Regions from separate parts of the Homo sapiens genome. Here all the other regions are linked to region 2. A link is a contact called in ENCODE Hi-C or POLR2A ChIA-PET data. All regions are on one chromosome and are shown on one strand. The core of a region is the stretch at or near the end of the contact, and the rest is flanking DNA. Distances in the headings are between cores, read along the strand shown.

Region 1 (4,782 bases), core at 1,458-3,957, 490 kb before region 2:
GGAAAGGAAGCATCAACCATTCTGATGGAAATGTGAGGAAATAGAGAAATCTTTCTGGGGAAGCAAGATCTGAGAAGATTTTGAGGTCTGAATAGAATTTACGTAGGCAAAGAAGGAATGCATGTGTTTCAGACAAGTGGAATTTCCTGTGCCAAGTCAGAGAGGAATGAGAGAGCATGGTGCATTCAGATAAGTGAAAGTTGCTCAGAAGGAATGGGAGCATTTATTGAATGGAGGGGATTGGTGACGCATGAAGTCAGGGAGCAGACAAGGGTCAGATATGAAATGTTACATTAATGTGTTTGAATTATTTTCCTGAGAGTGACATGAGAGCTTATTAAAGAATTTTAAGTAAGGACATGACATAATTACATTTCTTGTTTTAGGAAAACTATTCCAGAATCATTGAGAAGAATGTATTGAACAAGGTATGGACCAATATAGGAAGAAATCTTTTGAGTATCTTGCAAAAATTGAGGAGTGAGGTGATGAAAGCCTGAAGATAGGAAGTGTTAGGACAGAAATGAATAGAATGGAGGAAAACTGTATAAATGTTAAAATGCTACATGTAAAAATCAATTCTTTAGGTATTGAGGATTGGGAAAAAAGATTCTCAGAGGACTGGGTGGATATTTAGTGGTGCTCACTGAAATATGCAATGGGGAAACAGAGGCTGTTGAGGTATAGGGAAAGAGGGATTCAACTTGGAAGGGAATTTGATGTCAGTTGGTCATAATATCACCAGGAAAATTTAGTGATTAGGAAAATTTTTAGCACAGTAATTGATTATGTTGGTATCATCAGAAGTTTGATTTCATCACAGCTTAGCTAAGGAAAAAGGTGTCTTGAAAGAAAAGTTATTGAGATATCATTTCTGAAATCACAATTATTTTGTGTTTCCTCAGTGGTTTTTCATGGAAAATATTCTGGATAGTAAAAGAATACCATTTTTAGATTTTCTCACTTCATGTGATAATTCTTTTTAGGAGCACAGGAAGTGAATTGCTTGTGGCACATCTGGATGGAGATTCCCAGTAGCTATGAAGCCTACAACTATTGCATTAGTGAGTGAGAGCTTCACTGAAAATATAGACTTGAGAGAGGCTTCATAGGTAAGAGTTAGGCAACTGAGAAGAATGAGAAGAAAATGAAACACTCCTTAGCAAAAATTGAGGTAAAAGGGAGTGTGCTGGAAGAAGAAAAGTTGAGAAATTCATTGAAAAAAGACTACAAGGAAATTCGATTCCAGCTGACAAAAGGCTGTCTCTGTTTGCAGAATTTGCATGTATTTTCTTTTTAATTTGCCAGTTTTAAACTGAAAGAACAAGAGCTGAAAGTCAATTGATAGGTCATGAGTCACCAAGTATTTGACTGTTAGTATTATGTTAACAATCTGAGTGTATCAGCCAGCAAGCTTTTCAGGACCAGCAGATGTTGCTGGCATTAAGAACATGAGGGTTTCCAGCTTCATCCACGTTGGGGGAGGGGGGGAATAGCATTAGGAGATATACCTAATGTAAATGATGAGTTAATAGGTGCAGCATACGCACATGGCACATGTATACATATGCAACAAACCTGCACGTTGTGCACATGTACCCTAGAATTTAAAGTATATATAAAAAAAAACCATGAGGGGAGATGAGCACAAGATGAAAGGCCCATAGAAATGCTTTTAAAAAAATGAACAACAGGAATTGCTAATAATTTAAGGGACAAGAAAAAGGAATGGAAGGCTTGGGGACTGATGGCAGTGCAAAGACTTAATTTCCCATTGCATTAGCTTAGCAAAAAGAATCTGGGTGGTCCATCACCACACTCTTCCCTCTTGGGAGCAAACTACAGCCAAAGACATCTGGAATGGTTGTTTGAAAAATATATATATATGGGGAGAAATCTTGACATATTATCCTAAGAAGCAAATTAGGGTAATATGTGTAATGTCTTAAATCTTTTTGCAATGTTATGAAATTGATGTATTAACTAATATGGTTTCCAAGTAATAGAAAGATGGAAATGTTTAAGATTGTGGCTAAAAAAACACATTAACAGCAATACATTATTCTAAATACTGAGGCTCAGTAAATTCTGAAAGCACATCTACAACTATAGAATAATAAAGAAATAATAAAACAAGAGATAGGCCCAAATGCTAAATGTAGAAATCCCGAAGCAACATTATCCTCTAATTGTCCTAAATCATGTGGTTTATGAGCAAAGAGCCAGCACCTACATTCTAATTGCTGGCCATGAGTCAGCGATCACTGACTTTCTTCCTCTAACAGGGCCTTGACCTTGGTCTGGATTAGTGGGAAATTAACACACTCGTCTTGAAATTTTAAATACTTGAGCCTGAATCTACCAAATCAGGACATTCAGATTTTTAAAAACCTTCAAGAGTTATGTTTTGAGAGTTCTTAGAAGATGTCTCAAACATGATCAAGAAAATATCTCCATCATCAATTTGACTAGTTACCTGGTGATACTAATTTTCCACTTGTCTCCTGCCTAGACTCCCACTCCCACTAAATGTAAAAATGTCACTACATTTTTCAGACACTGCCAGGAACCTCCATAGCTTCTACAGAGTTCTGCAGTCTGATGCTGCAGGGCATTGCCAGCTCTTGCCAGTCTCATGCTGTGATGGGACACAGGAAGTGATCACTGGGCTGTGTAATTTTCTTTTGTGAAAGAAGGAGGGATTGGCTTTCATTCTCTTGTGTTATATCCTGTTAGAGGGTTCTAAAGCAGCATTCCGTTGGTACCAAAGTCCATTTATTCATGGAGCAAACATTTAAAGAATGTGTACTCAGTCCAGGCATAGTGCTTGGTGCTGGATATAAAATAGTTAGCAAAAGCACCCACGTTAAGTAGAAGAGCCAGACTTTACTCAAATAAGTCCAATAATGACGCACACAAGACCACAATCACAGGAAGAATTCTAAAGGAAGAGACTGCTATGAGATTTGAAGGATTAGTAAGCACTAGCTAAGTAATGTAGGGATGCACAGAGTGGGAACAAGGGGTCCATTATCACAGCAAAAGAAATCACCCAAAGATTCTGTGCCAGTTGGAGTGTGAAACTTCTCAGGATCTGAAAAAATCCAGAGTAGGTAAATTACAGAGAATAAGGGAGAGAATGCTGCAACCTGATGCCTATAAGAGCTAGAATAGCCTCGTTAAGGTCTGATGTCTTACTCAAGAGTAAAGTATTATAAGCTGGGTGGTGAGAGGAGTAAGTGTCCTTATCAAAGTAGTGAACTGCTGTAGAGTTGATTAAAGACAGGTAAGATTTATCTGAAGAGAGAGAAAACTTTGGTGTTTTATATAGAGTCCCCTCCCATCCCCTTCACTCATATTCTCATTAACACTGATTTAGAATCTTAGAATCTAGTCTGAGGAAGTGGCTGTACTTGGAGATCAATCTAAGAAACAGCTTATTGCAGTCAGATTTGTTCTTCTCCTCTGATTCTGGCTTTCAAACTGGGTCCACCTTTTTGTTCATGGCTCTGTAAGATGCACTTTATTAAAATTAACTTTAGATAGGACTCTTCCAGCAATTTACCAAAGATGTCCAGCCCTTTTTGTACCCCAACCCGTTACATTTCAGCTGGGATCCCCACTCTATCAGGACACAGAAAGTGCATCTTCTTCAGTGCTCAAAACCTCAGTGTCCTTAAAATATCCTGTATTGATGTATCAGCCCCTCAATTCAGAGAAGATAGTTCCTCTGATCATATGACTTCATCATTTCATCCCATAAATTGGGATTTATGATCCAAATAATAGTCACTCTTTCATTGAGTCTGTAACATCTAGATTAATGTACATGTTTTGTGGTTTCCATTATCATATCTGGTTAACAACACCAACTATAAAATTTAAAGGCAGAATAACATAGTGATTTCACTTCATGTTAGACAGATATGGGCACAAATTCTAGGTTAGGTGCTTACAACTCTGAAATCTTAGGCAAGTTTCTTCAATCGCTGATACTAAGTCTCTTTATTTGAAAAATAGTGGTAGGCCAGGCACGGTGGCTCATGCCTGTAATCTGAGCACTTTGGGAAGCCAAGGCGGGTAGATCACGAGGTCAAGAGATCAGACCATGCTGGCCAACATGGTGAAACCCCATCTCTGCTAACAATACAAAAATTAGCCGGGCATGGTGGTGGGCGCCTGTAATCCCAGCCACTCGGAAGGCTGAGGCAGGAAAATTGCTTGAACCCATGAGGCGGAGGTTGCAGTGATCCAAGATTGTGTCACTGCACTCCAGCCTGGTGACAAAGCGAGACTCTGTTTCAAAAAAAAAAAAGAAAAATAATTGTATAGTAGTAGTGAGTATATAATTTAACAAAAGTATATGTAAAGTGTTTGGGAATGTACCTGAAATTTCACATTGAAAAATTATGATTATTGCTGTATCATTGTTATTAATCAAGTTTAATGGTCAACAGTACAGTATGATAAAGATGAAATGTATTCTATAAAATCTTACCTTTTTCTTTTCTTCATATTTAGTAAGAATTTATGTTGTTTATATTAGCATTATCTTTTCTTAAGAGAATAGTAATCTCTTAATGAGATTATTTCTTACAAGGCTTCATAAAAATGGAAAACTTAAGTTTTTCATTCTAGTCCAAAAGCATATGGGAAAAACAGTTTCAGAAGCTTTAAATATTAACAAGAGGAACACAGCATAATGATACAGGGAAGAAGTGAGAGCATGAATGCTCAGAATTGCTTTTAGTGGAAAGAAGCAGCCAGCATTTGTTGAGAGCT
Region 2 (4,572 bases), core at 980-3,479:
ATAGAATCATTCATTCATTCATTCATTCATTCATTCAACTAAGATATAGTGAGCTTCCTGAAACTGGGCACGCAACTGTGAGCAAAAACACTAAAAAGTAGCGGTTTTTATAGATTTTGCAGTCTGGTGGGAGAATAGGTGACAAGACACAAGTGAATGTGAATAAATGCTTCAAAATGAGATAAGTGTTATGCAGGAAACAGGGTGCTAAAATGAAGTCTTTTTATTGTAGGGGTTTATGAATTTCTTCCTAAGGAAGTAGCATTTGAAGTAAAAGATGAAGGGCGAAGGAGTTAACAGAAAAGGGAGAGTGTGTTCAAAGATTCTGAAGTTGGAAAGAAAATGGTCTGTCCTAGAACTTGAAAGGCCAGGGTGGCTAGAGCACAGAGAATGAAGAGAAGAAATAGGACTCTAAGATGAGATTGGAGAGATGGACAGGACCCAGGCCAAAAACCCGAAAGCCGTTGTAAGGCTTTTACTTTACTTTTTCTTATAGGAAAGATGGTTTAAATCAAGGAGTGGAAAAAATAGATTTCTGTTTTAAAAATTGTACTCTTCGGCCAGGCACGGTGGCTCACGCCTGTAATCCCAGCACTTTGGGAGGCCGAGGTGGGTGGATCACAAGGTCAGGAGATCGAGACCATCCTGGCTAACATGGCGAAACCCCGTCTCTACTAAAAATACAAAAAATTAGCCGGGTGTGTTGGCGGGCGCCTGTAGTCCCAGCTACTCGGGAGGCTGAGGCAGGAGAATGGCGTGAACCGGGGAAGCGGAGCTTGCAGTGAGCCGAGATCGCGGCACTGCACTCCAGCCTGGGCAACAGAGTAAGACTCTTGTCTCAAAAAAAAAAAAAATGTTACTCTTATGGGAGGGTGGAGAGTAGCAAAGAACCAGGTCAGAGGCCAATACCATCATTCTGTCAGGAGATAGTGGTGACAAAGAACCAAAAAACTATCGGGACCAAAGATACAGAGACAGTTTCCCCTATTTCATAAACTCAACTATAAGGAATTTAGTATTTTGAGTTGACTCACAATAAAATATGCTTTCTAAATTTTAGTTCATTGAGAACAAAGGACTGTTCGGGAATCTTTGACAGTCAGCTCAAGGAAAATGTAAAAAGTTGGGGAAAGAGTGGCTGTAAAGTCTCAGAAAACCACATGTGGCATTTGGTTGAAGGAAGTATAAGCAGTGCACGTAGGAACTGGAAGCTTTTCAGATACCTATACTGTGTATCTTTCTGAGTCTAAATTTTTTTCTCGCATATGATATTTTCTTTGTACACATCCCATTCTTCTTTCTGCAGACTGAATTCCTCTGCTTATTCATAAAATTAGTATCCCCAAACTTCAAATTCTTTATGGCTTTGGTTTGCCAAAGTGAAGCTCCTACTTTGACACGGGGTGCCTTTTCAACCCTAGAGCCTTCTTCCTTCTGGATTCAGGCTTTTTGTCTCCTGATCCATGTTCTCTCAGGCCTCTGGATGGGTAATTTCAGTCTATGGTTGCTTTCCACTTACTTCAAGTATCCATCCCAGAAACAATTCATTATCACAATGGGAGAGTTTGGTAAGCGTGATTGCTCATTTTAGAAGCTGTCGTCAAATTGGATTAATTTAGAAATGAAAGCTAAGCCTAGAAGAAACTGAGTTCATATCACAAACTTAAAAAAAAAAAAAAACCAACTTTTACACTTAGAAAAACTAAAACAAACAAAAATTGAGTTTCCACACTAACCAACACCACCAGAACAGAATATAAAAAAGGCAGGTCAGGCTTAATAACTTACCTCTTAGCTTCTCTGATTAAGCAAGGCTTGAGCATGGGAAATCTTTGGTCCATTTTGTTCTGTTACATTTTCTAATAACCCACAACCACCTAAGTTATGAAATGCTATAAAACAGAATGTTTATTCCCACTTTCAGCATTCATATATCATCTGCTCAAAGCTAGACTTTAAAGTTTGGAATGTGGAGAAGACACGTGCTTTATTGGTCTGCGGCATTCATGTTTTCTGTTGACACCATCACTCTTGAAAGACGGAGGAGAGAAAATGAGACATCACCTCTGGTTGAGTGGAATTCAATTGCAGAGGACCATGGCTGCGGAAAGCTTACAAAGTGCACTCAAATTTTCAAATCTCTGGACTTTCATGTGCAGGTAGACACTCTGGAGCCATCTAGTGGCATAACATCATTGAAATGAGAAGAGCCAGGGTTGAGAATTGACGAAAAGTCCAAATGTAACTCCAGTGTAATCTAGCATAGTCTCACCCACATGGGTCATGATTTCAGGAAGGTAACTGATATGGCAAATGCCCTGGTTCTGGGAAGGAAACTGACAACCTATGATCCTGCCTCATTCCCTGTGACTGCAGTTTCTTCTAGCACTGTTCCTACATGTGCATCACCTGGTGACCTAGTTGGAGTGGAATTTATGAGCAACAGTTATTTTAATGAATCTGTTAGAAACAAAATACAAGACTGCGTTTAACCACTGCAAATTGTAACATGTCAGTGACTTTACCATTGTCTCTTAATTAGCTCCACCTATTTTCAAATAAGCAGCTTGGGGCCGAGATAGAGTTTCAAAGCGTTATTCAATGGTTTTAAGTTGTTAAGCTAGTGCTTTATTTTGACTGATATTTATGGGGCTGGAGGAATAGAAGAACTGGAGGCATTTTTTCCTTTCTCTAAAACTGAAAACCAATTCTCTCTATGATGATTTAGACTGGAGCTAAGATATAATACTTGGAAGAGGTTTTCCTTAGAAAGTGCACTACTGCACTGACAGTGACTTTCTATTCATACCACCTCATTTCTTTTACTTGGTAAACTAAATTAAGCTCTAGGACACTTGTTCTCAAACTTGAACATGCATCAGAATCAACTAAAAACCTGTTAAAATGCAGATTGCTGGGCTTTATTGGAGTTTCTGCTTTAGATAGGTCTGGAGTAATGTTCAAGAATTTGCATTTATAAAAACTTCCAAGGAGATACTGATACTGTTGTTGGCTGAGGGACTGCACTTTGTAAGCTATTGCTGTGGAAAATTAAGGCATGGATGTTCACCTTTTATTGTTTTACTGACTCAAAGACAAAGCCGAAACACTCTTTCTGGCCTTCTCAATGAGCAATAGGGTTTTATGGCAGGTAATCTTTTATTTTTTAGAATAGATCTGGTTCTTCAAATGAGATCCTTCATAGAAACTCAATGTATAAGACAGGTAAAAATAGAGCTCCTTTGATTAATGTGAAGGTGAGAGAACAGCACCTCTTCTGTCTTTCCTCATAAATTTCCATAGCAGATACCGGCACCACCTCAGCAGAAACTGGGAGCCAGCATAGAGCATGTTGAAAACCAAAGCGGGTATTACTATCATTGCTGACTCTTTAGCTCCCTCTTACATGGTCACCAGATGCTCAGAAGTTTCTGTTCATCATCCAGATTGTTCCATTCCAGCCTCAAATTACTATTTTCTACAAAATTATTGGTTTGCCCCTCACTGATATATTCCACTGGGTTCGGTGCAGTGTAGTTATAATATGAATAAAAGAGTGTGCATTGTTCTTTTCCAGATAACTCTTGATTACAGAATTTGTTTTGTAATACCAGTCCATGAGATATTGGGAATGGTGTAAAACACCCATACTCCATGAGGAGCGTCTGTGCACAGCTACATTTTTCAGCACTTCTAGCAGCATGACATTCACGTCCCCATTGCCCTGGCTGTTGTCACTGTTCCCAGGACCACCGTCATGCTTCCCACCAACCCCTTCCACAATTACAAAACAGATAATGGCATTGATAACTAATGTATCACTTATCACAAACAATTACAAATATTTATTGAGTAACACTTTTGAACTATATCCTTTAATTCAGAATTCTCCCCTTCAATAGCTCAAAGATGGTTGATATATAGCAGAGAGAAGGCAGGTTAGGAATTTTCACCAACTTGCAGATGTTCTAAGTCATGGCTTTTATCAATTTACCTATGGGAATATGTAACCCTATGAATATTTTCCTAATTTAGATATTTCTTTGTTTCATCTCCAAATGAGTTCTTGAATCTAAACTACTACTCAAAAACAGAAAAGTGGAAAGTTCTATATCTCTTAGTACTGGACTTTCCTTGTAATATAAGTCTAGAATCAATCCGCTTCAGGCTGAAGAGATTTGTTTTTCTTTCTGGGAGATAAGAATCAAAGATAAATAGTTCTACGGTTTTCCCATAGGAGATAAGACCCACTTTGACAATCAGAACGAACAGACTAATTCGATTAAGGATAGGTACACCTTTGTTACTGATCTACCAACAAAGTATAGGAAAGTTTCAGAATAAAATAAAACCACTGAGAACTGTACGTCCACTTTTACCTTGTCGTTTTTTAATGTTCATTGACTGAAGGTGAATTTCATCAAGAATATTTTAGATGATCAATTTTCTTTCTCCAAGAATTTACAATTATAGTCCTTATGCCCATTGGCAAGAAACTGTTCCCTAATCTCAACTAAAAAAAAAGGAATCTAATTTAAAATCACTGCTATTTATAATATCTGCTCCACACCT
Region 3 (4,329 bases), core at 459-2,958, 310 kb before region 2:
TAATATTCATGTTTTACAGTGCCATTCTTTGGCAGTATACTGAAGGGGTCAGCATTTGCACAAATACTTAGTCATTCAGTAATACAAGAGATACGGAGGTGATAAATGAAATACTCAGTTGTTGCCACAACAAGGCAGTCTTAGTGAATCACGTAGGAAATGCCAGAAAGACAGCTGAGTGTAGACAAAACACTAGGAGAGAATACAGACATAATCACCATTTCCATGGCCCTTACTGTGTATGTTTTTCAATTCTTCTAATTATTCTTCTCTCTGAGGGACACATTAAAAAATGAAAGTAGTTTCTTACCACAAAGAAAGTACTTTAAAAAGCTATGTTAGATTGCTAAATATGGATTTTAATGAGTATCTAAAAAATTCTCATGGCCAAAGCATATTTATCTGAGCATTCAGTATATGTGTTTTAATTATATTAAGTGAGATTTCTGAACATCTGACATCTGTTTACTAGTCAACTCTTAATTATTTGAGCATAACAATGTTAAATGAAATGTTTTAAGGAAGCTGTTGGAACTCTGCAGTTCTAAGTGCGGTCCTAACAAATTCATAGGAAAGCCTTAGAATCCATCCCTGCACTCAGACACAATGGAGTCCACTTGCTCTTTGTTCTTCCCTTATTTCCTTGTTTTCTTGAATTTGTCTGCTTTTTCTTACCACCTCTCCTTCAGTAATGGTGCATTATTCACCAGGCCCTGTGTAAGACAATGTTGGCATCTTATAATCAGAGGAGTGGGTCTGAAGTTTTTTATTCAGAGACCGTGTACATAGAGATATTTAAAAATCATTTATTTCTCTAATAAAACAGTCTATCGTAATTGCTGTTTCTGCTATCATATTACTAAGAATACAGGGCCAGCAGGCAGAAAGCTTCACTTTGAAACCCAGCTTCCCTACCTGTGACACTTACTGGCTCTGTGGCTTATATTTTCTTTCTAAATGTCAGCTCTATGTCTAGTAATATTCTGGCCCTGTATCCACAACAACAGCAAAGCATAATGTTCTCAGTGTGTTTATCCAGATTCCAGAAGGCTCAAACTTTGTTTTTCTTTAATAATAATGACGATGATGGCTAATATTCATTGATATCTTACTCTGAGCCAAGCACTGCACTAAGCCCTTTATATGGATTATCCTATTTAATGCATACAATTCCATAAGGAACATATTATTCCATTTCCACAAATAAGAAATCTACAGATTAGAGAAGTTAAGTAACTTGTTCAAGGTCACATAGCTAGCAAGTGATAGAATCCAAAGCCAAGCTCTTAACAATTACAATATTCTGCTTCAATTATTTCCTGAGTGGTTTCCTTCCCCCACCTCACAGGTTGCCTGCCCAGCCTGTTGCTAAACTATGTCTGGCAGAGGATATCTCTTTCACCCCTGAGATGGAAAACCAGTATCTTTGCAGCCTTTTTTTACAACTACGAGCTTATGTGGTGGTTAACTTTAAGTGTAAATTTGAGTGAGTCATGGGATGCCCAGATATCTGATTAAACATTATTTGTGGATGTGTCTATGAGGGTGTTTCTAAAAGAGATTAACATCTGAATTGGGGGACTTAGTAAAGTTGATTGCCCTCCCTAATGTGGAGAGACATCATTCAATCTGTGGAAGGCCTGAATAGAACAAAAAGGAGGAGCAAGTTTGGATTCATACTCCCTCTACCTGATTACTTAAGCTAAAACATCAATATTTTCTGCCCCTCAGGATCCTGGTTCTCAGGCCTTCAGACTTGGATTAAAATGTATACCATCAGCCCCCTGGCTGCTGGGCCATTGAATTGCGCCCTCAGATTTTCTGTCTTTAGCTTGCAGATGGAACATCATGGGATTTATCAGCCTCCATAATCATGTGAATCATACCTTATAATAAGTCATGTCTATTTATCTATCTAGTTATCTATTCTATTGGTTTCGTTTCTCTGGAGAAGCCTAACTAATACAGCCTGCTTCCCACTTCCTTTTGAAAAAACACTAACCACCATCAGGATGCTTTAAAGGAGTAAAACAAAAGCATGCATTCAACAAATGAGCTTCTACTAAGTGTCACACACTATTCCAAGGAATGCAGATATAGAAATAAGAAAAACAAGGTATCTGGCTTACTGGCACTGATAATGCCAGAGTGAGAGGACAGGAAATAAACATGTAAATGATTAAGATAATTTTTGAAGTGATATATGCTTTGAGGAAAGTAAAACAGAATGATAAAAGTAAGTGACTTAGGGAAGGCTACTCTACTTTGCAAAAGACAAAGTAATACACCTGTAGGGTCTTTGTTGAATGGAATATGCTATGTCCACAAAATGGATTACTAATTAGTGGCAAAAAGTAACAGGAGGATCTCCAAATGATAAGAAATGGTTGCCAGAATGGTTTGTTACTTGGTATATATTTGCTTATGATTTTAAGAAAAAAAAACAGTGGTTATATAAAACAGAAAACTAATGAAAAGGGTTATTGATAGGAAAGGAGGAAAAAGATCTGATTGGAAGGGAATGGAAGGAAGATTTCTGTCGAAATCATTGGTATATAATTTCTACTATGGAAGACAGATTTTTTCATAATTTAAATACATTTATTTATTCTAAAAATAGTCCTGAAGATTAAAAAGTTCACTAAGATCTTTTTAAAACAATTAAATATTAAGTAAATACCATCCATACTAGCTCCTTACTAATTTTCAAACATGCCAATGTTATTGGTGCCTCAGGGCTTTTGCATTTAACATGGTCTACATGGAGTAGTCTTCCCCTATTTCCCATAGCTTGCTGTCTTACTCTGTGAGGTTTTTGATGGTATTCCCTGAGTAACCTGTCTAGAGTAGCAGCAGCTTCGTTTTTCTTTATGATGTTTATCACCATCTGCCAAGCCATAAGATACAGAAGTTAGACTGGAACACCAAGGAAGAAACTGATAATGTTTAATGGTATGTTTTCTTCTCTTCTTTCTAGGCTTAAAGCTAGCTTAAAGCTAGATTATATTTTCCAGCCTTCTTTGCAGTTAGGTGTGTGTAGCCAACCATGTGGGTAGATTACATTCTTGCCAATTGAATATAAGTAGAAGTGATGGCCATCCAGTTGCAGATTTGACCCATACAGTTACTATACCCAGTTCCCTCATTCTTACTCTGTCTCTCCATGTACCACTGAATAGAGAAGACCCAAAAATTTAGATAGGGGTGGAGTTTCCAGAGCAAAGCATCTTGGGGCTGAAAACCTGCTGGAGAAGGGTCCCTCTACTAACTATCCTATGTTTTCCTGGGACACAAACAGAACATAAAACTTTATGTTAATTCATTGTATTTATCAAAGTCTATCTAAACAGAAGAATGGAAATCACTTGAAGTATTTACAGCAGAAGAAAACTAACTCAAGGAGTTAGTTAGATAAAAGGAAAGAGAGTCAAATATAAGATAGATAAACCAGAGTTGAGTATCAGCAAGGAACTACTACCATTTTAGACAAAGACGGATAAAAGGAAGTGTTGTGTTCTTCTAAGGAGGTAAAAAAATACCTACATATGGTGGCTAGTGATCTGTTTACATAGAGTCACCATGTCATTATTTCACAGTTTCACCAGATGACAATAATAATAACAAGCTAGATGTGGAATTTTTGTAGGTAATATTCTCACTGTTCTCTGTAAAAAAAAAAAAAATTGTCACCAGGTCTGAGCTTCAGAATGAAAGGGGAATATCTGGAAGGAGAAGGAAGAAAATCTGGTTTCAGACCAAAATGGAACTGAGTCATAAAATTTGCATACTGAAAGTAATGACTTCAATTTGTTCCCTAAAACTGAAACTAATCAATATCTGTTATATAAGTATAAATCTCACCTAAAATATTAAAATTAAGATAAATATATACAATTATGACTCACCTATAAAATATTAAAATAAGTAGATTAATGATGATGACGACTGTGATGATGATACAAGATATTATTATGCCACACTTTAAAAAAGTATTCTCACATCTTTCACGTTGGATTGACCTTAAAATAGCTCCTCATGTTAGCATGGCTGAAATTAGCAATAAGAAATGCCTTTCAGTCTGTTGCCACCCTAGTTACCTTTTTGGGGCATGTTCAAATTAGTCAGTGTTCCAAATAATGAATAACATCTTGAAACGGACACAACATTCCTGATTCCTAAGTAAGGTATGGCATGGCAGTGCTGTGACTTCCTTGATCTGCATATGCACTAGTAGATAAAGGCAATATACTATAGTGCTGACAACTAGACTTCACAGGCATGAATTCCTGCCCTGCCAGCCATTGGTGATGTGACTTTGAGTAACTTATT

Evidence for each region. A loop is a pair of places that touch in the nucleus more often than their neighbours do. ChIA-PET counts read pairs that join two places held with the same protein, here RNA polymerase II (POLR2A). Pooled maps may share reads with other maps.
Region 1: a map of Calu3 shows a loop between it and region 2 (15-fold over the local background). The contact joins two enhancer-like sites. A Hi-C loop is called at or near these places in 7 of 168 maps with a recorded cell type or tissue (Calu3, IMR-90, PC-9 and 3 more) and 6 of 50 pooled maps. POLR2A ChIA-PET finds 5 or more read pairs at or near these places in 2 of 52 experiments (A549 and BJ).
Region 3: a loop to region 2 is called in a map of PC-9, with 6 times the contacts of the local background. The contact joins two enhancer-like sites. A Hi-C loop is called at or near these places in 9 of 168 maps with a recorded cell type or tissue (A673, Caco-2, Calu3 and 6 more) and 4 of 50 pooled maps.

What each region holds. Positions count from the first base shown.
Region 1 is chr11:28,833,709-28,838,490 of GRCh38, forward strand. No RefSeq gene overlaps it. Among named protein-coding and RNA genes, the nearest start is that of LINC02742, 66 kb to the right of the region's middle. Within about 2 kb of position 2,708, at least 5 of the 41 ENCODE cell types and tissues checked have a DNase peak (open chromatin) inside an H3K27ac peak, as active enhancers do.
Region 2 is chr11:29,326,967-29,331,538 of GRCh38, forward strand. No RefSeq gene overlaps it. Among named protein-coding and RNA genes, the nearest start is that of LINC02755, 270 kb to the right of the region's middle. Within about 2 kb of position 2,230, at least 2 of the 41 ENCODE cell types and tissues checked have a DNase peak (open chromatin) inside an H3K27ac peak, as active enhancers do.
Region 3 is chr11:29,018,728-29,023,056 of GRCh38, forward strand. The region is part of intron 1 of LINC02742 (long intergenic non-protein coding RNA 2742); the gene reads left to right. Among named protein-coding and RNA genes, the nearest start is that of LINC02742, 120 kb to the left of the region's middle. Within about 2 kb of position 1,709, at least 3 of the 41 ENCODE cell types and tissues checked have a DNase peak (open chromatin) inside an H3K27ac peak, as active enhancers do.